Regions from separate parts of the Homo sapiens genome. Here region 1 is linked to region 2. A link is a contact called in ENCODE Hi-C or POLR2A ChIA-PET data. All regions are on one chromosome and are shown on one strand. Each heading gives the region's core, a stretch centred on a gene start or an enhancer-like site at or near the end of the contact. The rest is flanking DNA. Distances are from core to core; before and after follow the strand shown. Region 1 holds the start of CHD8 (chromodomain helicase DNA binding protein 8). Region 2 holds the start of APEX1 (apurinic/apyrimidinic endodeoxyribonuclease 1).

What was found. A loop is a pair of places that touch in the nucleus more often than their neighbours do. ChIA-PET counts read pairs that join two places held with the same protein, here RNA polymerase II (POLR2A). Pooled maps may share reads with other maps.
Region 1: a map of CD4-positive, alpha-beta T cell shows a loop between it and region 2 (9-fold over the local background). The contact joins the promoter of CHD8 here to the promoter of APEX1 in region 2. A Hi-C loop is called at or near these places in 4 of 168 maps with a recorded cell type or tissue (B cell, CD4-positive, alpha-beta T cell, ascending aorta and 1 more), 5 of 37 single-sample maps with no recorded cell type and 15 of 50 pooled maps. POLR2A ChIA-PET finds 5 or more read pairs at or near these places in 4 of 52 experiments (K562, activated B cell, activated CD4-positive, alpha-beta T cell and 1 more).

What each region holds. Positions count from the first base shown.
Region 1 is chr14:21,454,819-21,461,358 of GRCh38, reverse strand. It overlaps CHD8 (chromodomain helicase DNA binding protein 8), which reads left to right and starts at 5,236. Exons shown (of 38, transcript NM_001170629.2): 1 at 5,236-5,327. It overlaps LOC124903283 (a long non-coding RNA gene), which reads right to left and starts at 4,962. Exons shown (of 2, transcript XR_007064064.1): 1 at 4,882-4,962. It overlaps RAB2B (RAB2B, member RAS oncogene family), which reads left to right. Exons shown (of 8, transcript NM_032846.4): 8 at 56-2,339. The coding sequence ends at 163. RefSeq lists enhancers at 3,836-4,387, 4,664-4,713, 4,724-4,773, 4,388-4,939, 4,804-5,493.
Region 2 is chr14:20,453,017-20,460,326 of GRCh38, reverse strand. APEX1 (apurinic/apyrimidinic endodeoxyribonuclease 1) reads right to left here and starts at 5,101. Exons shown (of 5, transcript NM_001641.4): 1 at 4,933-5,101; 2 at 4,624-4,749; 3 at 4,226-4,413; 4 at 3,467-3,659; 5 at 2,560-3,336. The coding sequence starts at 4,681. The coding sequence ends at 2,819. OSGEP (O-sialoglycoprotein endopeptidase) reads left to right here and starts at 5,515. Exons shown (of 11, transcript NM_017807.4): 1 at 5,515-5,758. The coding sequence starts at 5,644. PIP4P1 (phosphatidylinositol-4,5-bisphosphate 4-phosphatase 1) reads left to right here. Exons shown (of 7, transcript NM_144568.4): 3 at 29-135; 4 at 594-699; 5 at 887-939; 6 at 1,031-1,121; 7 at 1,625-2,646. The coding sequence ends at 1,768. RefSeq lists silencers at 2,943-3,237, 6,865-7,310, enhancers at 4,838-5,057, 5,478-5,567, cis regulatory regions at 5,119-5,124, 5,140-5,145, 5,158-5,190, 5,201-5,206, 5,203-5,244 and 2 more and promoters at 4,992-5,326, 4,991-5,528, 5,158-5,602.

The DNA of each region.
Region 1 (6,540 bases), core at 3,987-6,486, 1.0 Mb before region 2:
GTCTCTCATTCACTTTAACACTGAGGTGGGAACTATTGCCTCTTTTCTTTTACAGGCAAATGGCATCAAGATTGGGCCCCAACAGTCAATTTCAACATCAGTGGGACCCAGTGCCTCCCAGCGGAACTCTCGTGACATAGGGTCCAACTCTGGCTGCTGCTGAACATCTGGCTTGAACTTTTTTTGTCCTTCCTGGAATAGCTTCAGATCAATAGGCTTAATGAAAGAGGTCTTTCTTGCTTTGGCTGAGAGCAGCCTCTTTTTAAAGTGTGATGTTTTGCCTTTCCACCTAAAGACCAGGAGAGAATTTGGGCCCTTACTGACCTGTCCTCCTTCAGGGACATGAGCATTCCCTATAGATTAGGGTTCTTCTTATCCTCCTATACAAATTTCTTAAATTGTTAGGATCAAAGTTGATTATCACAGTAGTTAAAAAATAATTTCATGGCGGGGCGCCATGGCTCATGCCTGTAATCCTAGCACTTTGGGAGGCCAAGGTGGGCAGATCACCTGAGGTCAAGAGTTCGAGACCAGCCTGACCAACTTGGAGAAATGCCATCTCAACTGAAAATACAAAATTAGCTGGGTGTGGTGGTGCATGCCTGTAATCCCAGGTACTCGGGAGGCCAAGGCAGGAGAATCGCTTGAACCCAGGAGGTGAAGGTTACGCTAAGCCAAGATCACGCCATTGCACTGCAGCCTGGGCAACAAGAGCAAAACTCTGTCTCAAATAAATAAATAATTTTTTTTTTCTTTTTTTTTTTTTTTTTTTGGGGGGATGGAGTCTCACTCTGTCTCCAGGCTGGAGTGCAGTGGCATGATCTTGGCTCACTGCAACCTCCACTTTCCAGGTTCAAGCAGTTCTCCTGCCTCAACCTCCCGAGTAGCTGGGACTACAGGCATGTGCCACCACACCTGGCTCATTTTTGTATTTTTAGTAGAGACAGGGTTTCACCATGTTGGCCAGGATGGTCTTGATCTCTTGACCTCGTGATCCGCCCACCTTGGCCTCCCAAAGTGCTGGATTACAGGTGTGAGCCACCGTGCCTGGCCTAAATAAATAATTTCGTAAGCATATACAATCCACTTCCCACTAAGAATTAGGGTCAAAGACATTCTATTTGAACACTTGCAATTACCTAGATCTAGTTGGCCTTTGGTTGATAGATCCTCTGCCTCGGAATTTCATTGAGTTTTTTTCTTCCTTGCCTTTGGGTGTCTGCTTGCCACTTCCTAAGAATTCTTGTAGAAGGCAGTTTCCTCTACTTGCCCAAGAGCACTGAGTACTTCTCTACTATCCTATTATTAGCTTCTATCTCTTAGTGTAACTTCAAAACTTTTAAGAGCAGTGAAGTTGGTCAGGGACATGTGGCCACTTATTATTACCTAAAGAAAACATTTGTTCCCTGTTCATTTTATTTTAGGGGCCAGATCTAACATTGTAGTGTCTTTCACCAGATAGACTTCTACTGTTTCATCAAACTCCCTTCTTAACTAGACCTAGACTTTCTACTCCAATCAGGCTAATCTACTTACTGAATGTGACATATTTATTCCTAGTTCCATACCTTTGCACATGCCCTACTCTCCACTAATTATACTTAAAAGTCCAAAAATTTTTTCTTTAGTAACAGACTTAGGTACTGCTAAGCAGTTATTAACACAATATTCCTTAGTTTTCATATGTTGGTTATTCATATGTCTATTTATATGTATATTTATTTTTATGTATGTTACTATGTAAATATGGTTTGCAGTTGTTTTTGTGTGGAATCTTGTCTTTCCGTATAAGTTGTAAGCTCCTTGAGAGCAGGATCCATGTCATTCCTTTATTTTTATAAATTATTCCCCCTATCATTCCTTTACAGTGCCTAGTGCTACTCATTATGTGTTCATTGAATTTGACTGACATAGTTAAAAACTTAAGGTTTATTTTAGACTTTCAAGGAAACAAAAGACTTTAGAGTCCTCTCTCTGTAATTCTGCCCCACTCATTTGTTTACCCTGGGTTTTATACAGTTCTCTTCCTTCTCCCCTCCCACCTTTCCCTGGCTTTTTGCCTCCATTCCATGAGGCATACAGTAAGGCTGCCTGCTAGTAAGCAGTCACATAAGTGGGTACCTATCCAGCCATTCTCTTTTCAGAGCATATAATACTATCTTAGCCAAACTTGCCTTTGCTTCACTCATCATGCAGCCTTCTGGGTTGGTTGCTATATATATCTTTTTTCCTTGATGTCCCGTTCTCTTCCACAGCCCTGAGGTCTTACGAATTTTTCTACTTTCTTTTTGCTGTTGATGAATTGTTTCATTATTAAATATATGCATGTATCAAAGCTATTCATACTCCATGTGTCATTTCTAATTGTATCCCAAACATTAGTAGATACTCTCCTCTCAGGGAATTAAATCAAAGATAATGAAGAAGCCTCTTTGGGATTCATGCTATACTCGATTCTGACCCCAGTAGTAGTAGTAATAGTTGACAGTGCACCACAGGAAGTTGGAAGACATTTGGGGTATTGCTTTGGTTATGCTTTTGTTTTGTTTTTAAAATCCTATCTGATTCCAAAAAGGATTTGAAGCTGTTGAACTTGGAGTTAGCCTGCCCCCTTACCTCTGGGCGAAAACTAAAGTAATAAAAACTAGTTTCTGTACAGAAGGTTTTTTTTTTGTTTTTTTTTTTTTTACTACCCAAAAAAACAATCTTTAGCAATTGAGAAGCATTAGAGGATTGGTCAAAGACAGCATTCTGCCTAGAGCTACTGCTTTCAGAGTCAATAAAGGATACCATTTTGATATTTTGGAGCACAGTTTTTTAATATTAATGCCCATATCTTGTTCTATTAACCAAGCCGACTTATGACCTTCTGTACTTGGGTATTGCACCAATTGTAAGGGAAGCATGAGAAAAAAAAGTATCTGGGCAAAATCATCTGTATTCTGAGTGAAGTGGTCATGAAGAATTATAAAAAGTGGATATGCCACCCCATATGAAGAATGGTAGTTATGAAATAATGTCCACTTTTTTTTTTTTTCCATCTATAGTCTTACCAATGTCCATTGGTTTTTGAAGGCCAAGACCATTGGAAATCATACTAAGATCAGTGTAGGTACCAGAAATTGGTTCAGGCACACCTGTTCCCATTTCCATAATATCTATAGCTCCTTTGATGACAGGTCTATTCTGTACCAGATGGATAATAGGCTCTCATCCTAGAAACTATTAATAATTAAGGTTATATCTGTATATGCATTTACAGACAAACACATTGTTCTGATAAATCTTAATACTAACATCAAATTGATATAATGGCAGCAGTAGCCAGGAGAGAATTTGGTTGACAGATTTTTTTTTTTTTTTTTTTTGAGACAGAGTTTCCCGCTTGTTGCCCAGGCTGGAGTGCAATGGCATGATCTAGGCTCACCACAACCTCCGCCTCCCGAGTTCAAGTGATTTTCCTGCCTCAGCCTCCTGAGTAGCTGGGGTTACAGGCATGCACCACCACACCCAGCTACTTTTGTATTTTTAGTAGAGACGGGGTTTCTCCATGTTGGTCAGGCTGGTCTTGAACTCCGGACCTTAGGTGATCCACCCGCCTCGGCCTCCCAAAGTGCTGGGATTACAGGCGTGAGCTACCGCGCCTGTCTTGGCTGACAGATTTTGATACACAGGGAAATGTATTTGGCCAAGTCTTTTTTTTTTTTTTTTTTTTTTTTTTTTTTTTTTTGAGATGGAATTTCGCTCTTGTTGCCCAGGCTGGAGTGCAGTGGTGAGATCTTGGCTCACCACAACCTCCGCCTCCTGGGTTCAAGCGATTCTCCTGCCTCAGCCTCCCGAGTAGCTGGGATTATGGGTGTCTGCCACCACGCCCGGCTAATTTTTTTTTGTATCTTTACTAGAGACGGGGTTTCACTATGTTGGCCAGGCTGCTCTCGAACTCCTGACCTCAGGCGATCCACCCGCCTCAGCCTCCCAAAGTGCTGGGATTACAGGCGTGAGCCACTGCGCCCAGCTTAAGGCCGAGTCTTATCACTCATATGACTTCTTGATGTCTCTGAGCTCCTATCATGTAAGACCATGCAATTATGTTACTCCTTGAGAAATTCCTTTAATAATCTGGAAGGATTCCCTCACTCACAACTTTAAAAAAGATTTCTTGGCCAGGAATGGTGGCTCATGTCTGTAATCCCAGCACTTTGGGAGGCCGAGGTGGGCGGATCACTTGAGGTCTGGAGTTCGAAACCAGCCTGACCAACATGGCGAAACCCCGTCTCTACTAAAAATACAAAAATTAGCTGGGCGTGGTGGCGGGAGCCTGTAGTCTCAGCTACTCAGGAAGCTGAGACAGGAGAATTGCTTGAACCCGGGAGGCAGAGGTTGCAGTGAGCCGAGATCGCCCCACTGCACTCCAGCCTGGGTGACCGAGCGAGACTCCATCTCAAAAAAAAAAAAAAAAATTAGGCCTTTAAAAAAAAAAAGGAATTCCTCCTTAAGTCCTGTTCTTGATTTCCAACTGATTCACAGTGCCCCTACTGGAAAATTTGCAGTGAATCCTAAAGCTTAGTAGCACCTATAATAGATACATGTCCTGATATTTTGAGTGAGGTGTCCATAAAGGATTACCCTAGGAAAGTGCAACTTTCACTCTCATTAGAAGAATTAATTTTTGCTTATTTGATTTGTTAAAATTGCTTTACTCCTACAGTTAAGTGAGAGGGTGGTGGTGGTTGTTGCCCGTAACCACATACGGCATTACTCCAGGGTTTCACGTCGTGACTGAGGGGCCTCCTAAGTGTATACAGCAGAGTATGTTCGGGCTGGACCTAGATAGTCGGACAGAACACCGACAGGGTCTTCACATTCTTTAAGCACTCTCACCCAGTCCCGGAGTCCGAGCCAAGATGGCTTCCCAGAAGTAGGTAACTAAGTGTTGTTTTAGTTCACAGCGCCCCCAATGGCGGGGGTCAAAAAAAGATGCCGAGGGGCCTGGCCGCCTGTGAACTGAGTCGTCAGAGGCGAGCCGCCGCCAGATTTTATTTTCAATCAGGCATATTTGTGGTCGCCTACGTACCCTTCTCATCCTCCTAGGACCTTCCACCCTCAAGAGACTTCCTGGATGGCGCTCACACTAGCTCGCTGGAAGAGGCCGGGCTTCGGTGCTGCCATTGGCGGATGGGAGCGCAGGGGGGCGGAGCCTAGGGAGAATGGACTACTAGCAAGCTAGATTGAGGCGAGGGCTGGCCATGCTCCGCCGGAAGGCGCCTTGTTCTCGGAGAGGGTGAGTTGAAACGCTGCCTGGAAAGGAAGTACCAGGACTTGCACAGGTAGGCTTCCCGCTCGCACCCGCTCCTCAGTGCTGGGCCAGGAGTCAGCAAAAGCTGAGGCTCTCAGAGATTTGATTTAAGTAACTCCTTCTCCTCTCTCTTCCACCCCCTGCTCGCCCCCCAGTTGTGAGGGATCAGGTGCGGGGTGATGCTCCGGACTGAACCAGTCTCCTTTGTGAGAGGCCGGGGGAGAGGGTGGCTGCCGGGCCGCGGGGTCCGAGCCGGGCCGAGCCGCGAGGGACTGCTTGGGACGCTGTGGAGTTTTCAGGGCTTGTCATTGCATTACTGGGCGTAGTGTAGATTGGAGGCGGCGCCTTGTTCTCCTCTCTTCAGAGAAGGGAAAACTCCTCGGCCCCGTTTGGTTACTCCATACTTTGGATTCAGAAATAGGTGGTTAGGGTTTTCTACTTCTTTTTATTTTTTTTTCTTCTGTATTTTAATAATAAAGGTGGGTAGGAAAGCATGGGGTAAGCGTAAGCAGATTGTTACTCATTCTCAGGTGTAAGTTCTGTGGGTCTCCTGGCAGTGAAGAGCAGGCTGTTGGAGAATGTTTAGAGATGGTGGGAAGAGAGGAGCTCAAGCCTTGCATCCTCCTTGACAGGTCTGCAGAGCTCACTGGTTTTCCGTTGCATTATGTAAACTCGTCACTGATAGAAGACCCTTCCCCCTGCTTTGGAACGAATGCAGTTTATTTACCTGTCTCTAGTGTCGCAGGGAATTTCCCTGCAGCAGCTGTATAAATGCAGCAGCCTCTTGCTTTTTAAGGGACAGTCTTGAAGCGGTTAGGGTCTTCACAGAAAAGGTATATAGTGGACCCATCTCTTTCGTATGGCTAAGCAAAGTGAGCCAGAAGTCAAAGATTTAGAACTCTGTCTTTTTCTATTAAAGAATAAACAGCGGAGCGCCCCAAACACAAGCCAGGGGAGCTGCCTTATCAGTGTCTGCTGCATCCTACCATCACAGCGGCGTCTACAGATCGTTTCATCTCCATGCTTTTCTGAGTTTGTCGACTCAGTCAAGGATTCTCAGCCTAGGTTAGCATATGCTGAAGTCATCTGGTGTGGGGCACATTACATATCGAAAGTGAGTTTGTGATTTGAATCGTGTCCTGTGTTAGTTAATTAGATCGTGTCTTCTGCTTAGGAATTTCTTTTGTATTGGTCATCCAATAGGTTTCAGAACAAATTCTAGTCAACCTCATAGAGCAAGATAT
Region 2 (7,310 bases), core at 3,852-6,351:
GCTTGCTGATGACCCTATTATTCTCTAGCCAATCAAGAATGCACCCCCAGGGAAAAAATATGTTCGATGCCCCTGTAACTGTCTCCTTATCTGCAAAGTGACATCCCAACGGATTGCATGCCCTCGGCCCTACTGGTAAGAGGCATAAGGTGGGGAAGGGCCTAAGTGGGGAACTGGAAAGTCAAAAAAGGATGAGCGTATACAGAGAATGTAAAGGTGAGAGAGCCTAGTGTTTATTTAGGAGAAAAGGCTTTGAAGCATGTGCCTCAGGAATGTTATAGCTGTCTTTCTCGTTTCTCAATAAAAATATTGAGATGAAATGATGTCGTTTCGGAGAATAGAGAGCCTTGGGGACTGGGTGTGTTATCCTGAGGTCGGAGGGGAATTGGGGACCTGAAGTTTAAACAGTGCTCTTTCTTTCTCAAGGATTCTTGAGGGTATACAGTTGGGGGACAGAGTATCTTAAGTACAGAGAAGTCGAGTGACTTAATAGACAGGGAGTGGGGGATGTGGAACAGGGACTGTGAAGATTTTTAGGATTAAAAATTTTTCAAACACAAGTTTGAAAATACAAGTCTTTTTCTTTTGTATAGCAAAAGAATCATCAACCTGGGGCCTGTGCATCCCGGACCTCTGAGTCCAGAACCCCAACCCATGGGTGTCAGGGTTATCTGTGGACATTGCAAGAATACTTTTCTGGTGAGGAAGGGGTATTGGGAAGGGGAGGGGAAAGGAGACTAAGAGTCATTTCGAGTATATTTCTTAGAGTAATGGTAATGACCCCTGAAAGGTCTGTCCTATGGGAACATGTTCTGCATCCCCACCCCAAGGTTCTCATTGAGGGAGACCCTGCTTGTGCTATTATTTTTGTTTTCTTTCTCCATAGTGGACAGAGTTCACAGACCGCACTTTGGCACGTTGTCCTCACTGCAGGAAAGTGTAAGTGATTAGGGATTGAGCTGGTAATTGATGTATGGAGTAAAAACTACAAGGCCATAGAAAGCATCCATTTCTATTTGCCTCCCCACAGGTCATCTATTGGGCGCAGATACCCACGTAAGAGATGTATCTGCTGCTTCTTGCTTGGCTTGCTTTTGGCAGTCACTGCCACTGGCCTTGCCGTGAGTACCCTTGCCCCAACCTCTTTCATTCTGCAGCCTCATCTCCATAGGCTAAGATTTGGGAAACTGCTACCCTAAAAAAAAGTGGAAGAAACTTGGGGGACTAGTTTGTTTTGTTTTAAGATATGGATGAGCTAAAGTGCAAAGTGGCTGATCAAACAGACTTTATTACTACTACAAGAGTGAAAAACAGCCTTCCTTTCTCTGTAGGATGAGGATAGGACAGTGAAATTCTTAATTTAAGAGTTGCTATTTTTCAAACCTGGCTCAGTTGTCAGATATTAAGAAAAACTGAGATACAGTGTGGGATGGGATGAGTATGTTACGCCTAAGGGAAGGAAGCTGATCAGCTCTGCCTTTAAGAAGGTCCCTGAGGGTGGCTACATGTGGATAAGGAACAAGGACTGAAGCGTGAGTTATTACTGTTCTTAGAACTAATAGGAGGTAGTGGAGACCAACATTAACCCCATCTTTCTTTTCTTCTCCCTCCTTATCTTCATCAGTTTGGCACATGGAAGCATGCACGGCGATATGGAGGCATCTATGCAGCCTGGGCATTTGTCATCCTGTTGGCTGTGCTGTGTTTGGGCCGGGCTCTTTATTGGGCCTGTATGAAGGTCAGCCACCCTGTCCAGAACTTCTCCTGAGCCTGATGACCCACAGACTGTGCCTGGCCCCTCCCTGGTGGGGACAGTGACACTACGAAGGGAGCTGGGGTAGTTAAAGGCTCCCGGGGCTTCTAGAAGGAAGCCAAGCAGCTGCCTTCCTTTTCCCTGGGGAGAGGTAGGAAGGAACCAGGCCCTCACTTAGGTTTGGAGGGGCAGATAAGAGCACTGCTGACCATCTGCTTTCCTCCAAGGGTTGCTGTGTCTAGGGTGAAGTAGGCAAAACGTTGCCCTTAAAACTGGGCCCTGAAGACGGTTCCAGCCTTGTCCTTCCTGTGTGCTCCCTGAGAGCCATTCCTGTCCCTTACACATTCCAGGGCAGGGTGGGGGTGGGTAGCCCTGGGGGTTCCCCTCCCTCTTGTGCACCATTAGGACTTTGCTGCTGCTATTGCACTTCACCAGAGGTTGGCTCTGGCCTCAGTACCCTCAGTCTCCTCTCCCCACATTGTGTCCTGTGGGGGTGGGGTCAGCCGCTGCTCTGTACAGAACCACAGGAACTGATGTGTATATAACTATTTAATGTGGGATATGTTCCCCTATTCCTGTATTTCCCTTAATTCCTCCTCCCGACCTTTTTTACCCCCCCAGTTGCAGTATTTAACTGGGCTGGGTAGGGTTGCTCAGTCTTTGGGGGAGGTTAGGGACTTATCCTGTGCTTGTAAATAAATAAGGTCATGACTCTACGCTTTTTCAGTTGTTAACTTGTGTGCATGAAAATATGAGGAAGAGAATGTGTAGCCCCACGAAGGGGTAAGACACGAAGACAGCAAGGCTGAAACTATGGCTCTTTATTTTCATGTGGATAATTCAAACAAAGTCATTAGTAGTCTTTGTTCAATTTTTTTTTAAAAAACAAAAAACCCTCAAATAAAAAATCTTGGGCTTAAAAGAACTCTATCACAGGAGCCTGGTTGGAGGATTCCTAGTTTTATACATGAGAAATAGAATGCAGATTTCTCTGAAGAGTGTTTAAAGAAGGAATGGTAGTTGAGGGGGCTTATTTCCCAGGCTCAAAGTGATTTAGGGGTGGTGTCACAGTGCTAGGTATAGGGTGATAGGACAGTGATCACTGCCGAGGGCCTTGGAACGGATCTTGCTGTCACACAATGCAGGTAACAGAGAGTGGGACAACAAAAAGTAATCAAGGCGCCAACCAACATTCTTGGATCGAGCATTCATCATATAAGTCCAAAAGGTGTAGGCATAGGGTGTGTTGGGGTAGAGGTGCCTAAAGCTGTCAGCCAGTGGCACAGCCTGCAGTAATTCCCCGAAGCCTTGGCGCTCTTGTGGCGTGAAGCCAGCATTCTTTTTGTTCCCCTTGGGGTTGCGAAGGTCAATTTCTTCATGTGCCACATTGAGGTCTCCACACAGCACAAGGGGCTTTCGGGAAGCCAGGCCCTTCAGGAACTTGCGAAAGGCTTCATCCCAGCGCTGCCGGTACTCCAGTCGTACCAGACCTCGGCCTGCATTAGGTACATATGCTGTTACCAGCACAAACGAGTCAAATTCAGCCACAATCACCCGGCCTTCCTGATCATGCTCCTCATCGCCTATAGAAATGAAACAGAATTAGCATAAAAAACTATAAGAAAAGGGAAAGCAATCAAGAGGTGGGGCAGAGATAGAGAATTAGCAATTGGTTTTGAAGAGTTCAGGCATTAGGCATCAATAGGGTCTCACCTATGCCGTAAGAAACTTTGAGTGGGCACTGGCGGGAAAGCAGGCCCACGCCACTGTACCCTTCCTTGTCCGAAGGAGCTGACCAGTATTGATGAGAGAGTCCAGGCAGCTCCTGAAGTTCAGCTGGTAGTTTGTTCTCTGAACATTTGGTCTCTTGAAGGCACAGTATATCTGGGGCTTCTTCCTTTACCCACTGTAAGTGAAAAGAAAGGTGGAAAACGTATTATCAATTCAGCAGAACATTTATTGAATAATCTATATGCTAAGTCATAGATACGCACGGGTTAAACAGTCTCTTGGCCTAAGGAGTTCGAGTCAAGCAGCACAATATTCAAACAATTCTAAGCTAGATAAATGAAAACAAATATAGAGAGGTAAGAAAGTCTTACATGCTATGCCAAGGAGATGTGTTTTTTCTATAGGCAGTGGATAGCAAGCTAAGATTTTTAAGCTATGGTTAATGGAATGGAGGACATGCTTCATATGGAATGCAATGCAGGAAGATAAAATGGAGGAAGTATAGTGAAGAGGTTTTTGCAACATTCTGGGAAGAGGAGAGAACACTAAAAAAGAAAATGGCAATGGAAGTGAAGGAACAGACATTTAGGAAATACAACTGGCAAGACTGGGGAAGCCCCACAGAAAACTACGGGCAGGAGAAAAATAAAACAGCCTGAAGGCTAAACGGAGAAAAGGGGTGACTAAACCCTAAGACCATTCAATACTAAAAAATGTCTCTTTCCCTCAAATTCCACTCACATCTAATCCTTTCTTCTTAATCCAGGCTCGAAGCCCATCCACATTCCAAGAGCAGATCTTGAGTGTGGCAGGTTTGCCACTGGGTGAGGTTTTCTGATCTGGGGGGTCCTCATACAGGGCTGGGCCCTCTCCTGCTGCCTCTTTGTCATTTTTCTTTGCGGCCGTCTTACTCTTCTTGGCCTCTGGCTCTATAAAATGAGTAATATATACTGACAAAAAGCTGGTGGTTTCCAACTGCGATCCGGCGTTAACTATAGACCCAACGAAAGCCTACGGTTCCTGCGACTTCTTCACAAACCCCTGCAAAAATGAGTCGGCCCGTACTTACCGTACATCAAGGGAATGACAAACACCCCCGCCGCAGCTTCTAGGAAGAAGGGCTGATTTCATTCCCTTACCTGTCCTGAGCTCATCCCCGTCTTCCGCCACCGCTCCCTTTTTCCCACGCTTCGGCATTCCCGTTACGAACGCCCTTGGGCAGCTGTACCGCGTCACCCACCGAAGCAATATTTTTACCGCGTTGCCTACAGACGCAAAGAAATCATGAAACCAGCTAAGGCTGGGGAGAAGACTCCTCCCAAGAGCGTCCCCGCACCAGGTCCCGCCTTTCAAACCACGTTATCTCTAAATCCTTTCCCCGCCTCCGTGCATCATAGGCCCTTCAGCCCCTCACCCACGAAACTAGATCATTTCATAGTGCCTTGTACCCTACTCGCGAGATCTGCCCTCCAGCCAATTGAGGATCTTAATTAAGGGTCCTGACTCAAGCTTGCCGTTCAGACTGCCAGCGAAGCCCCTCTTATGAGCAAAAGAGCAACCCCGTATCTGCACCGGCCCGATGGCAGCCTAGCTCCTCCTAACCCGAGCACAAAGAAGGGTGCACGCTGAGCCCCCACGTGGGTAGCGGACCTGGTCACGTGATCAGAGGCGCGCTTGTCGTGGCCGAAGAATGCGCGTGATTGGTCTGTCTGACACCACGTGACGGAGACGCTTAGCCTCGCCTCCCTCCTCTAATTCTCTAGGACACTTAGGTCCCCAACCCTCCCTCGGGCTGTTTATCGTTGTGCCAGATGCACAGCACATTGTGTGACACTGACTTAAGATTCTAACTATGTGCAAGAGGGAAAAAAACAGTGGAGAAGGCTGGGCTGGACCACGGGAAAGAGATAGGAAAACGGATACGAATGTAAGGCACAGAGTTGGCTCGGCGTCCCTGGCAGTTAGGAAGACAGGTCCCTGGAGGGGCCTTGGCGGGTCTCCGCTCGCGGGAGTTCCGCGGTGTCTTTCCCAGTGCTATCTGCAGGCTGGCCAGCTTCCTCTGCGCTCCGGAAAGCTGCGGCCCAGCGCGGACTAGTGAGGACCTCCACAGCTCCTGACATTGCCAGGAGTCCTGTCGGCGTTTTCTCCCAGCCTCCGCCATGCCGGCGGTGCTGGGTTTTGAAGGCAGCGCCAATAAGATTGGCGTGGGCGTGGTGCGGGATGGCAAGGTGCTGGCGAACCCGCGGCGGACTTACGTCACGCCTCCTGGCACAGGTTGGTGAGTAGGGGACTTAAGAGTTTTCCGCGCACTTCCCCGCACAGAATCAGCCTTCCATCTTCCTAAATACTAGTGAGGTGCAGCTTTCGATCCGAGTCTCATTGAAATTATGTGACATTATTAACGTCACAAGGCTGATGACTAGAAGAGTTACAGGCACTTGGACGTGGATCTGATGAGTTCATTTACCTTTTACTGAGCGCATTTTATGTGCTAAGTATTCAGAAATAGATGTTATACTGCTGTGGAGTCAGACATATAAATAGATGTTTATACTACAGCATGATAAACAGTATAATAGAGATGGACTCGAAATATTCTGTTTAAAAAACGCTTAGCAGGAGTATAGATTCCAGTTGCCCTGAATATACACTCCCTTTTTAAAAAAAAATTATTTTTTGAAATATTCTAGGATGAGTAGAGAGATGAGAGTGGAAAGACTCCCGGCTTACATGTCAGACAGAACTGGCTGGCTTTGCTATATTCATATTAAATATTTTTGTTTTGGACATTTGGTCTTTATTTTTTATTTTATTTTATTTTTTTGAGACAGAGTCTTGCTCTGTCGCCCAGGCTGGAATGCAGTGGCACGATCTCGGCTCACTGCAATCTCTGCCTTCCAGGTTCAAGCGATTCTTCTACCCCAGCCTCCCAAGTAGCTAGGACTATAGGTGTGCGCCACCACATCCAGCTAAATTTTGTATTTTTAGTAGAGTCGGGGTTTCCACCAGGCCAAGCTGGTCTCGAACTCCTGACCTCAGATGATCCGCCCACCCCAGCCTCCCAAAGTGTGGAAATTACAGGCATGAGCCACCGCTCGGGCCTGGTCTTTGTTTTTAAAATGGGAATAATACCTGTATCATTAGGTCTTGAAGATTAGATGAAAGTACCAAACACGGCTGGGCGTGGTGGCTCACGCCTGTAATCCCAGCACTTTGGGAGGCCAAGGCAGGCAGATCACCTGAGGTCGGGGTTCGAGACCAGCCTGACCAACATGGAGAAACCATGTTTCCACTAAAAAATACAAAAAATTAACTGGGCGTGGTGGCGCATGCCTGTAAACCCAGCTACTTGGGAGGCTGAGGCAGGAGAATTGCGTGAACCCGGGAGACAGAGGTTGCAGTGAGCCGAGATGGTGCCATTGCACTCCAGCCTGGGCATCAAGAGTGAAACTCTGTCTCAAAAAAAAAAAAAGTACAAAACACATTACAACTTTTAATTGATATTTTAAATAAGCTATTATATCTTGCTACTCTCCCCTCAAACACTTGCATACATAGGAGAGGGCAGCTGACTTGCATGTATCTGAAAAGCCTCCCTGAACAGGTGATGTTGTGACAGATACTCACTAGAAATATATATGTATGTTTAGCATTCACTCCTCTGGGCACTTGGGCACTGGGAATACAAAGATAAATAAAATACTCAATGCTTTGAGATATTCATGATTAAGCTGAGCAAACCACAGAAAATTATAATGCTGTAATTGTTATGTTAAATAAATGACATCATCATGCATAGAGTTCTGTAGGGTCACAGAGAAAGAAG